2 separate regions of the Homo sapiens genome follow, and region 1 is linked to region 2. The links are chromatin contacts, found by Hi-C or POLR2A ChIA-PET in ENCODE. All regions are on one chromosome and are shown on one strand. Each heading gives the region's core, a stretch centred on a gene start or an enhancer-like site at or near the end of the contact. The rest is flanking DNA. Distances are from core to core; before and after follow the strand shown.

Region 1 (4,618 bases), core at 786-3,285, 320 kb after region 2:
TACAGGGACCAGCTTGGGAAGCTGACGCACCTTTTTGTCAAAACCAATTCCAAGTGGAAAGAAACTATAGGCAGGTGTGCATGTGTACACACACCTACACAGACGTGCACACACAGGATGCCAGAAAGAAGAATCAAAAGGACAGGCCTCCCTTCTTCCCCAAGCCCAGCTGCAATGTCCTGTTCCCCTTGGTGGGGCCAGTCCAGGGGCTAGGCAGCCTCTACGTGGGGCTGCCATGAGGCCCTTCCAGCCCCTGAAACTCCCCTGCCCCACCCCACACCAGCTTATCCATAATGGGCCTGAGACCAGAAAACCAAAGGTGTGGGCTGCCGAGCTGCCCGCCTTAACGCGGACCAGACATCATTACTCCAGTCTCCATTAGCAGTGAACGCAGAGGTGACGTTCACCTTCTCACTGAGCCATGAGTGCATCTGCCTTGGCCATCTCGGAAGCTAGCAGATCGCAGAAGGAAAGCAACATGTGAGTGGCGCGGGTGGTCCTCATGGGCCCCAGCAGCATTTGTCATTGATGGAACTGATGACCGAGACCAGGATGGGGGCGCTGGCTGCCTCCACCAAGCATGCGTCTGGCTGTCCACATTGCTGGACTCGGCTGCTGCGGCTAAGATGCTTTCATGTCCCACGTTGGGCTGGTTTTCGTGGCAAACGTTAGCCCTGAAATGTAAGTCCTGCACCGCACGTTCAGCAAGGACTCCCTCAGGTCCGGGCCAAGCCTTGACATACATGCTGGGCACCCACTTCTCCAGGCAGAGTTCTCATCCCTCTGGCTCACCAGCTCAGAACGGCACGCTCAGTAAATGCCAGTGCTTAGGACGTATCCATGTGAGGTCTTGGTACAATCCTGGAAACTTCCTTTGGGAAATGCATGAATGTGGGACCCTCCTCATCGCCCTGAGAGTCCAGAGTGTTGCCTGCCCAGCGTCACTCCACAACCCATCTGTCCCCTGGATGGCAGGAGCCAGGCCAGACGCCCCATCATAGCCAGCTTTTATGTTTGCTCCTGTTGTCCTTTAGCCCTGAGTCATGGAAGGCCCACCCTCCCCTTTCCAATCTAGACACCGCTGTTTTAATGGGGAAACGGCCTCCCAGAGAAGATTTCCAGCTTCAGAAGAGAACCCGGAGCTGAAACTCTTGGGCATGATGAAGATGGAATGGGTACTGTCACACACATGCTGCTTGCGTGAGATTCAGATAAGGGAGGCTGGCCCGAAGCCAGGTCGCTGCTGGATCTCAGAAAGACGTCAGAACGAGGCCCCAACGGAAGCCCCTGGAGGTGCACAGCTGGTGAGCTGAGTGGTGCCATGTAATTCTCATCGTCTGCGGCCGTCTGATGGGCATCTGTCGGAAGCCACATGGCTGATATTTAAAAGAGGATTTTAAATTTGCTGATTTAAATGTGCATAATAGGTAACTTTCGGCTGAGCTTTACATATTTATGTCAGAGCTTTTAATTCAGGTAAAACAGCCTTCAGCTTGGAGCTGTTTGGACACCTACAACTACCTGTTCTTTCTCAGTTGTGGCTTTCATTTTCAAGAAGGAAGTCCTTCTGTTTCTCTGTGGCCATTGCTGGTCACGAAACTTAGCAATCTGGCTTCCTCTCAAAGCTATGCAGACGGGATCCTCCCCCTTCCCCCTTACCTGCTTTGGCCCCAGCGTCTGGTCCTGAGGCCAGGGCTGAACAAACTGCCTGTATGAGGCAAGCCCAGTGCCCGGGCGTTGAGCGGGTGTTTCACGGCAGCCAGCGTCTTGGTTCGCAATGGTTTACGTGGGCTTGCCCACCATTGAGCATCCCAGGGACCCCATCAGATCCTTTGCAGAAGTGCTGCCGAATCCGACCCACTCCCCCTGCCCCCGCCTCCCCCACCCTGCCCCGCCCCACACCCCCCACCCCCGCTCGGCCCCCCTCCCCGTGCCAGCACGTGCAGCTAGGCGGAACCTCTGAGCACTCTCCCGCCTGCGTCAGGCTGTTCCTTGGCCCTGTTGAGGCTCCTTCCCTTCATGTTCTGGCCCAGCCCGGAAATGAGGTCAAGTTTCTGCTATTTATGTGTGTGCGTGTGCACGTGTTTGTGTGTGTGGGTGGACCTTGACCTCCAGGCAGTCCTCAGGGTAGTTCTTGGCTCTGTGTTCCTGCACTAAGAAAAACAATGCGAGGGAAACACACCCACAGGCTGCCTGGGGAGTCTGCGTGGCTCTGAGCCTGGCCTGTCCTCCTCCGGGCCTCTGAGGTTGCTTTCTGTTTCGGCGGCCGGCGGCCGGTGGAGCCCTTGCGCCTCCTCGTCAGTCCCGCCCCGGGGCTCTTGCTCCTCCGGCTTTTCCGCTGACTCCTGGCATTCGAGTTCTTGTGTTACACATGCTCCTGGGACGTCATCCTTGTGACAGCTCGCTTCAGTAGAAAGCCTGTGGCTCGTGGGTGGCCGTGGGTGGCTCTCTGCCCCTTGGGGAGGCGTGGAGCATTGCTCTTACAATATGAATGTCTCTCCTTCCACGCACACTCCCTTTCTGACGCAGCAGGTCCCAAACCAGCCTGGCCTGCCAGCTCGTGGATAGGTGTTGGCATTGTAAATAAACCCCCGGGTGTGGCCGCGGGCACCCAGGGAGCAGGCCCCAGGCATGAATGCTGTGGAATCTCTGCTGTCCGAGGCCTCCAAATACGGCCTCAAACAGCCTCCCGGCAGTGTCCAAGGTCAACAGCGGCTGCACGTGAGTGCCACACGAGCGTGCACGGCTCTTTCAGTAGGTGTCAGAAGGCAGCTGTGACGCAGACGCTTGGCTCTGGGGCCAGACTGCGGGGGCTGCATCCTCATTGCCACCGGCGGGCTGTGTGGCCTCGAGCAAATGACTGACCCCCCTGGGCCTTCTTCCCCTACTGTGAGGCCTGGGACGGTGCCTGGTACACAGCTGGTGCTCAGTGTGCACAGCGGGTGTTAGCACCCTGCCACCCAGCGGGATTCTTCACAGCAGCTGCCCGCCTTCGTCCCAAGGAGCCTGGGGCTGAGGCATCCATTCGCTGAGAGGGCGAGACCTCCGATTCCACAGAGGAGCCCTGTGGGGACCGCGCCTCGGCAGAGGACGTGGCGGGAGGACCCAGAGCCCAGCTTTGGGGGCTCAATCCTGAGATCCCTGTGGCCTTGGGGAAGGGGTGCTGGTACCGCCAGATCTCTCCAGACGTAAAACAAGCCTTGCCTGGACCTGGGGGAGATCCCATGGCCTGCTCCCGGCCTGACCATGCTGGGCCCGGTTTATCTGCCTTCACAGATGAAGTTGCCCCTTTATTAAAAAACAAAACAAAACAAAAAAAGCCAGCAATTTGTCATCCCCAAATGCTGTAGTGTCTGTCAGCATAGGCCTGTCCCGGGGCTGGTTCTCACTGAGGCCCCTGTGTCCCCTCGCAGCCCCATGGCGGATCACCGGCTGCGCCTCCGCTCCCACCCGCCACGCTGACCTTAGAGTTAGTGTGTCTGTTAAGCTCTAACTCTGCCTCAACCCCAAGGTCATCTCTCTGGGCCCTCCTCAGGCCTCTGTCATCTCCCAAATTCGGGGGCATATGTGACACCTGTTTGCCTCCGTGGGGGCTGCTGTAAGAAATGACCACACACCAAAGGGCTTAAAAAATAGTTTATTCCCAGCCAAACACTGCATGTTCTCACTCATAGGTGGAAATTGAACAATGAGAACGCTTGGACACAGGGCAGGGAACATCACACCCCGGGGCCTGCCATGGGGTGGGGGGAGGGGGGAGGGATAGCATTAGGAGATAAACCTAATGTAAATGATGAGTTAATGGGTGCAGCACACCAACATGGCACATGTATACATATGTAACAAACCTGCATGTTGTGCACATGTACCCTAGAACTTAAAGTATAATAATAAAAAAAAATAGTTTATTCCCACCAGCTCCGGAGGCCAGGAACCCAAAGTCCACACAGGCTGTGCTCCCCCTGGGGCTCTGAGGAGGGTCCTTCCTGCCCCCAGTGGCTCCCGGGGCTCCAGGTGGTCCTGAGAGCGCCACGCCCGTCTCTGTCTCTGTCTGCAGGTGGCCTTCTCTGTGTCATCTTCTCCTCTAAAAATGCACCTGTCACCGGGTTTAGGGCCCACCCTAATCCAGGATGATCTCTTCTCAGATCACTTGTCACATCTGCAAAGACGCTTTTTCCAAATAAGGTCATGCGCTCAGGTCCCAGGTGAACGTGACTGCCCGGGGAACACGGGGGGCACCGGTCCGCCCACCCCAGCCCCAGCGCAGGCCCAGTGAGCAGACTCTGTGAGGAGCTGCCAGGAGGATCCTGGGGTATCACCCAGCCCAGGTCCCCACGGGACTGCCTGCTGTCCCTGCATCTCCGTGCATCTCTGCGCGTCGCCGGCTGTGGCTGGAAGGAGACCCCAAGGCCGGATACTTAGGGCTTCGGACTCTGCAGAGCCCTGAGCATGGCTGATGTGGCCCCGGCCTCAGCCTGATGTCAGTGGGCAGCATTTCTCACGCTTTGTGTTTTGGAGCCTCCCAGGTTGTGATGTTTCGTGGGCTGAATAAGCTTCCAGAAGCGCCGGGGTCCCTGTTGAATGTGATACAATGTGGCCCAATATGGACACGCCACCG
Region 2 (3,953 bases), core at 1,015-3,514:
CAGGTGTGGCAGCCTCCTCCAGCTCCAGGCGCAGGTGGTGCAGGTCCGGGAGGTAGTGGTCCCTCGCAGGCCTGGCCACAGCAGGGGCTGGTCAGGTGCAGCTTGGCCATCCTACCTAGCCCTGCACAGCGGCCCCGGGTCTCCAGGGAGGGTGAGGCCTCACGTGGGCCCATGGTGAGGGACACGGAGAGGCCCGGAGGACAAGCTGCCTGCCCCGCTCCCCACCACCCAGTGGGGAAGGGGTACCCACTCGCTGCAGGTGGGGCCCTGGGTGTTGGGGCGGCACCGGCAGACGCCCGTCCTCGGTTCACAGCTCTGGCCCAGTGCACCGCCAATGTCACACCGGCAGCCTGCAGGGAGAAGGTGGGAGGTCAGAGGCTGCCTGGCCCCCACCCAGCCTCAGGGGCCCCTCACAGCCAGACTGAGAAGCCTGCCTGGGGCTCTCTGGATGATGGAGAGTCAGGGCTCAGGGCTCAGGGCTCAGGGCGAGGGCGAGGGCGAGGGTGAGGGCGCTGGGATCTGTTAGTGCCGTCTGCCCAGGTGTAGGACAGGGGAGAGGAAGCCACGCATCTGGGTGGGAGCTGCACCCCCTCTCCCACACCCTGGCACAGGCTGGCACCAAGGGGCAGCCATCCATCACCCGGGCTTCATGCTGCCCAGGCTGCACTTGTCCCTCCGGGCCTTGGGTTCCCCAGCATAAACCGAGGGGAGGCAGGGCTGTGGTCTGGGACGAGCGAGTGGGCACTCACTGCGGCAGCCAAAATAGTCAGCCTGATCCAGTCCAAAGAAGCCATCCTTGCAGGACGCGCAGGCCTGGCCGCACACGTGGGGCTTGCAGAAGCACTGGCCGGTGCCCTGGGGGCCAAGGGAGGAGGTGAAGTGGGGCAGGGGAGGGTCCTGACCAGTGTGCCCCCAAATCCCCCACACCTTGGTCCTCAGACTCACCGGCTGGCACTCAGCAACTCCACCCAGTGTGCCCCTGAGGTCGCAGCTGCAGCCTGGGGAGAGCAGGGCAGGACTCAGATGCTTGGTGGGGCAGGAGAGCCTGGCTCCAGCCCCCCGAGGAACCCCCACACCCTAACACCCCCTCCAGGGCACACTCACAGGCTCCAGCACCCCCAGGAGCCCCTGCACCCTGACACTCCCTCTAGGATACACTTGCAGGTACAGTTCCCCAAGGAACCCCTATACCCCAACACTCCCTCCAGAGCACACTATAGGCTCCAGCCCCCCAAGGAAATCCCATACCCCAATACTCCCTCTAGAGCACACTCAGACTCCAGCCCCCCCCCAGGAACCCCTGTACCCCAACACTCCCTCCAGGACACCCTCATGGGTACAATCCCCTGAGGAACTCCACACCCCAACATTCCCTCCAGGGCACACTCACGGGTGCAGCCCCTCCGAGGAACCCCCACACACTAACACCCCCTCCAGAGCACACTCACAGGCTCCAGCACCCCGAGGAAACCCCGTACCCCAACACTCTCTCCAGGGCACACTCATGGACTCCAGTCCCACGCAGGAACCCCCTGCACCCCAACATTCCCTCCAGGACACCCTCATGGACTCCAGTACCCCCCCAGGAACCCCTGCACCCCAACATTCCCTCCAGGACACACTCATGGGTGCAATCCCGAGGAACCCCACACCCCAACACTCCCTCCAGGACACACTCATGGGTGCCATCCCCTGAGGAACCCCACACCCCAACACTCCCTCCAGGGCACACTCACAGGTGCAGCCCCTCCGAGGAACCCCTATACCCCAATACTCCCTTTAGGGCACACTCACAGGCTCTAGCCCCCCAAGGAACCCTCATACCCCCAATACTCCCTCAGGGCACACTCGCAGCCCCCCTGAGGAACCCCGCACCCCAACATTCCCTTCAGGGCACACTCATGGGTACAATCCCCGAGGAACCCCATATCCCACCACTCCCTCCAGGGCACACTCACTGGCTCCAGCCCCTCCAGGAACCCTGCACCCCAACACTCCCTCCAGGATATACTTGTGGGCACAGTTCCCCAAGGAACCCCTGTACCCCAATACTCCAGGGCACACTCACGGGTACAGCCCTCGGGGTTGCTGGGGCTCAGTCCCCAGAACCCAGGTTTGCAGCGGTCACAGCTCGGCCCCTCCACGTGAGCCCGGCACATACAGGGAACCTGTGCCTGGGAGAGGACAAGACTGCAGGTCAGAGCGGGCGCCCTGCTCTCCCACCCACAAACCATAGAGCCATAGAGCCCTGACAAGGGGTGGTGAGGGCTGAGGGCCCTCACCTGTGACTCACAGGAGTCACCTGCAGTGGGGGCAGAGGACCAGCCTAAGGAGCAGACAGGCCCTGGGGTTGCCATGGCAACTGAGCAGCAGGCAGGAAGCCCTGGTCTCACCGGACTCGGGACTTTTAGCTTGGCCTGGGTCCTCACCCATCTCCCACACACGAGCAGACTTGGGCTCACCTCAGGAAGGGCAGGATCCACTGGGGCCAGACCGGCAGGGTGGCAAGAGCCAGCTGTGAAGAGAGGACCATGCCTCGGTCATTTCCCAGTGACCAACCCGGAAGGCCAAGGGTGTCCCAGGCCCAGCCAGAACCCACGGTCCCACAGGAGCTGAGGACCAGCACAGGTGCCTCTCATCCACATGGACGGCCTGAAAACACGCACCTCCCTGCTCCCTCCGCAGCAACGGACGTGCCATCCCACCACACAGCACCTGCTCATGGACATGCACGCAAACGTGCACCGCGTGGGGTACCCGTGTACATTCCACACGCAGTGTGTGACACACGTCTGAACAAGCACACAAACGCACGTGAAGATGCACCCACTACACGTGCACTAACACACCCACACGCCCGTGAAAGGACATGAACACGCACACCCACACTTGAGACACGCGATACGCGCACCCACTTATGCGATACGCGCACCCACTTATGCGACACGCGCCCACATGCGACACGCAACACATGCACCCACGTGACACACAAACCCACTTACGTGACACAGGCACCCACACTTAGGTGACACACACACCCACACAAGCAACACATGACACCCGTACACACACAGAACGCAACACATGCACCCATACGAGACACGACAGGCGCGGATGCACAGCACGCAGACACGGGCAGTACGCGGACACCCCTGCACGGCATGTGAACAAGGTGCGAACACAGAGCGTGGGGACGCAGTCGCAGTACACACAGCAAGATGCACGTGAACAGCCTCACAGGAAGGCAGGCAGCGTGTGAACAGCACAGACCCACACACAGGCCCGGCACCTGGTGCACACAGCCACCTGCCTGCTCACCTTCGCAGTAGGGGAAGTTGTAGGCACCGGGCACACATGTGTCACACCGCAGCCCCGTCACACGGGGCCGGCAGCTGCACTGCCCACTCCGGGGGTCACAGGCTGCGTGCAGGGAGCCTTCAGCAGAGCAGTGGCAGGCTGCAGACAAGGATAGCTGTGGGCACGCAGTGGAGACTGCACCTGCCTCCCCACCACTTCCTCCCTAGGCACTCACGGACACAGCTGGGGAAGCCGTGAAAGCCGGGGCTGCATTCCTGGCAGGCAGTGCCTGTGTAGCCGGGGCGGCAGCGGCACAAACCTCCCGCCCCACAGAGCTGGTCCAGGGCTCCCCGAGGGTCGCAGGTGCATGCTGCAGAGGGACAATGGGGTCAGGCCCTGGCGCCATGTGGGTGGCAGAACCCCTTCCTGCCCTGACCCTCTGCTCACCTTGGCAGTTGGGGAAACCATGGTAGCCAGGGCGGCACCGGTCACAATGAGGTCCAGCAAACTCAGGCTGGCATAGGCAGCGGCCGGCCTCATCGCAGCCCTCGGGCAAGGTTCCTGCAGGGCTGCAGCCACACACTGCAGAGCGGAGCGGGTGTCACGGTAGGCCAGGCCCACGGGCCTCCCCTACCCACGCCCACGTGGAGAGGCAC

What was found. Hi-C counts contacts between places; a loop is a spot of excess contacts on that map. ChIA-PET counts read pairs that join two places held with the same protein, here RNA polymerase II (POLR2A). Pooled maps may share reads with other maps.
Region 1: a map with no recorded cell type shows a loop between it and region 2 (22-fold over the local background). The contact joins the promoter of SLCO4A1-AS2 here to the enhancer-like site in region 2. A Hi-C loop is called at or near these places in 9 of 37 single-sample maps with no recorded cell type and 5 of 50 pooled maps. POLR2A ChIA-PET finds 5 or more read pairs at or near these places in 1 of 52 experiments (H1).

The regions. Positions count from the first base shown.
Region 1 is chr20:62,650,151-62,654,768 of GRCh38, forward strand. SLCO4A1-AS2 (SLCO4A1 antisense RNA 2) reads right to left here and starts at 2,036. Exons shown (of 2, transcript NR_183965.1): 1 at 1,660-2,036; 2 at 1-1,358. The region is part of intron 1 of SLCO4A1 (solute carrier organic anion transporter family member 4A1); the gene reads left to right. RefSeq lists enhancers at 1,148-1,447, 1,458-1,547, 2,328-2,517 and silencers at 1,728-1,907, 2,018-2,147.
Region 2 is chr20:62,334,272-62,338,224 of GRCh38, forward strand. It overlaps LAMA5 (laminin subunit alpha 5), which reads right to left. Exons shown (of 80, transcript NM_005560.6): 14 at 3,745-3,879; 15 at 3,533-3,667; 16 at 3,319-3,456; 17 at 2,463-2,515; 18 at 2,069-2,174; 19 at 946-998; 20 at 750-855; 21 at 251-350; 22 at 1-71. Among named protein-coding and RNA genes, the nearest start is that of MIR4758, 3.7 kb to the left of the region's middle. Within about 2 kb of position 2,265, at least 2 of the 41 ENCODE cell types and tissues checked have a DNase peak (open chromatin) inside an H3K27ac peak, as active enhancers do.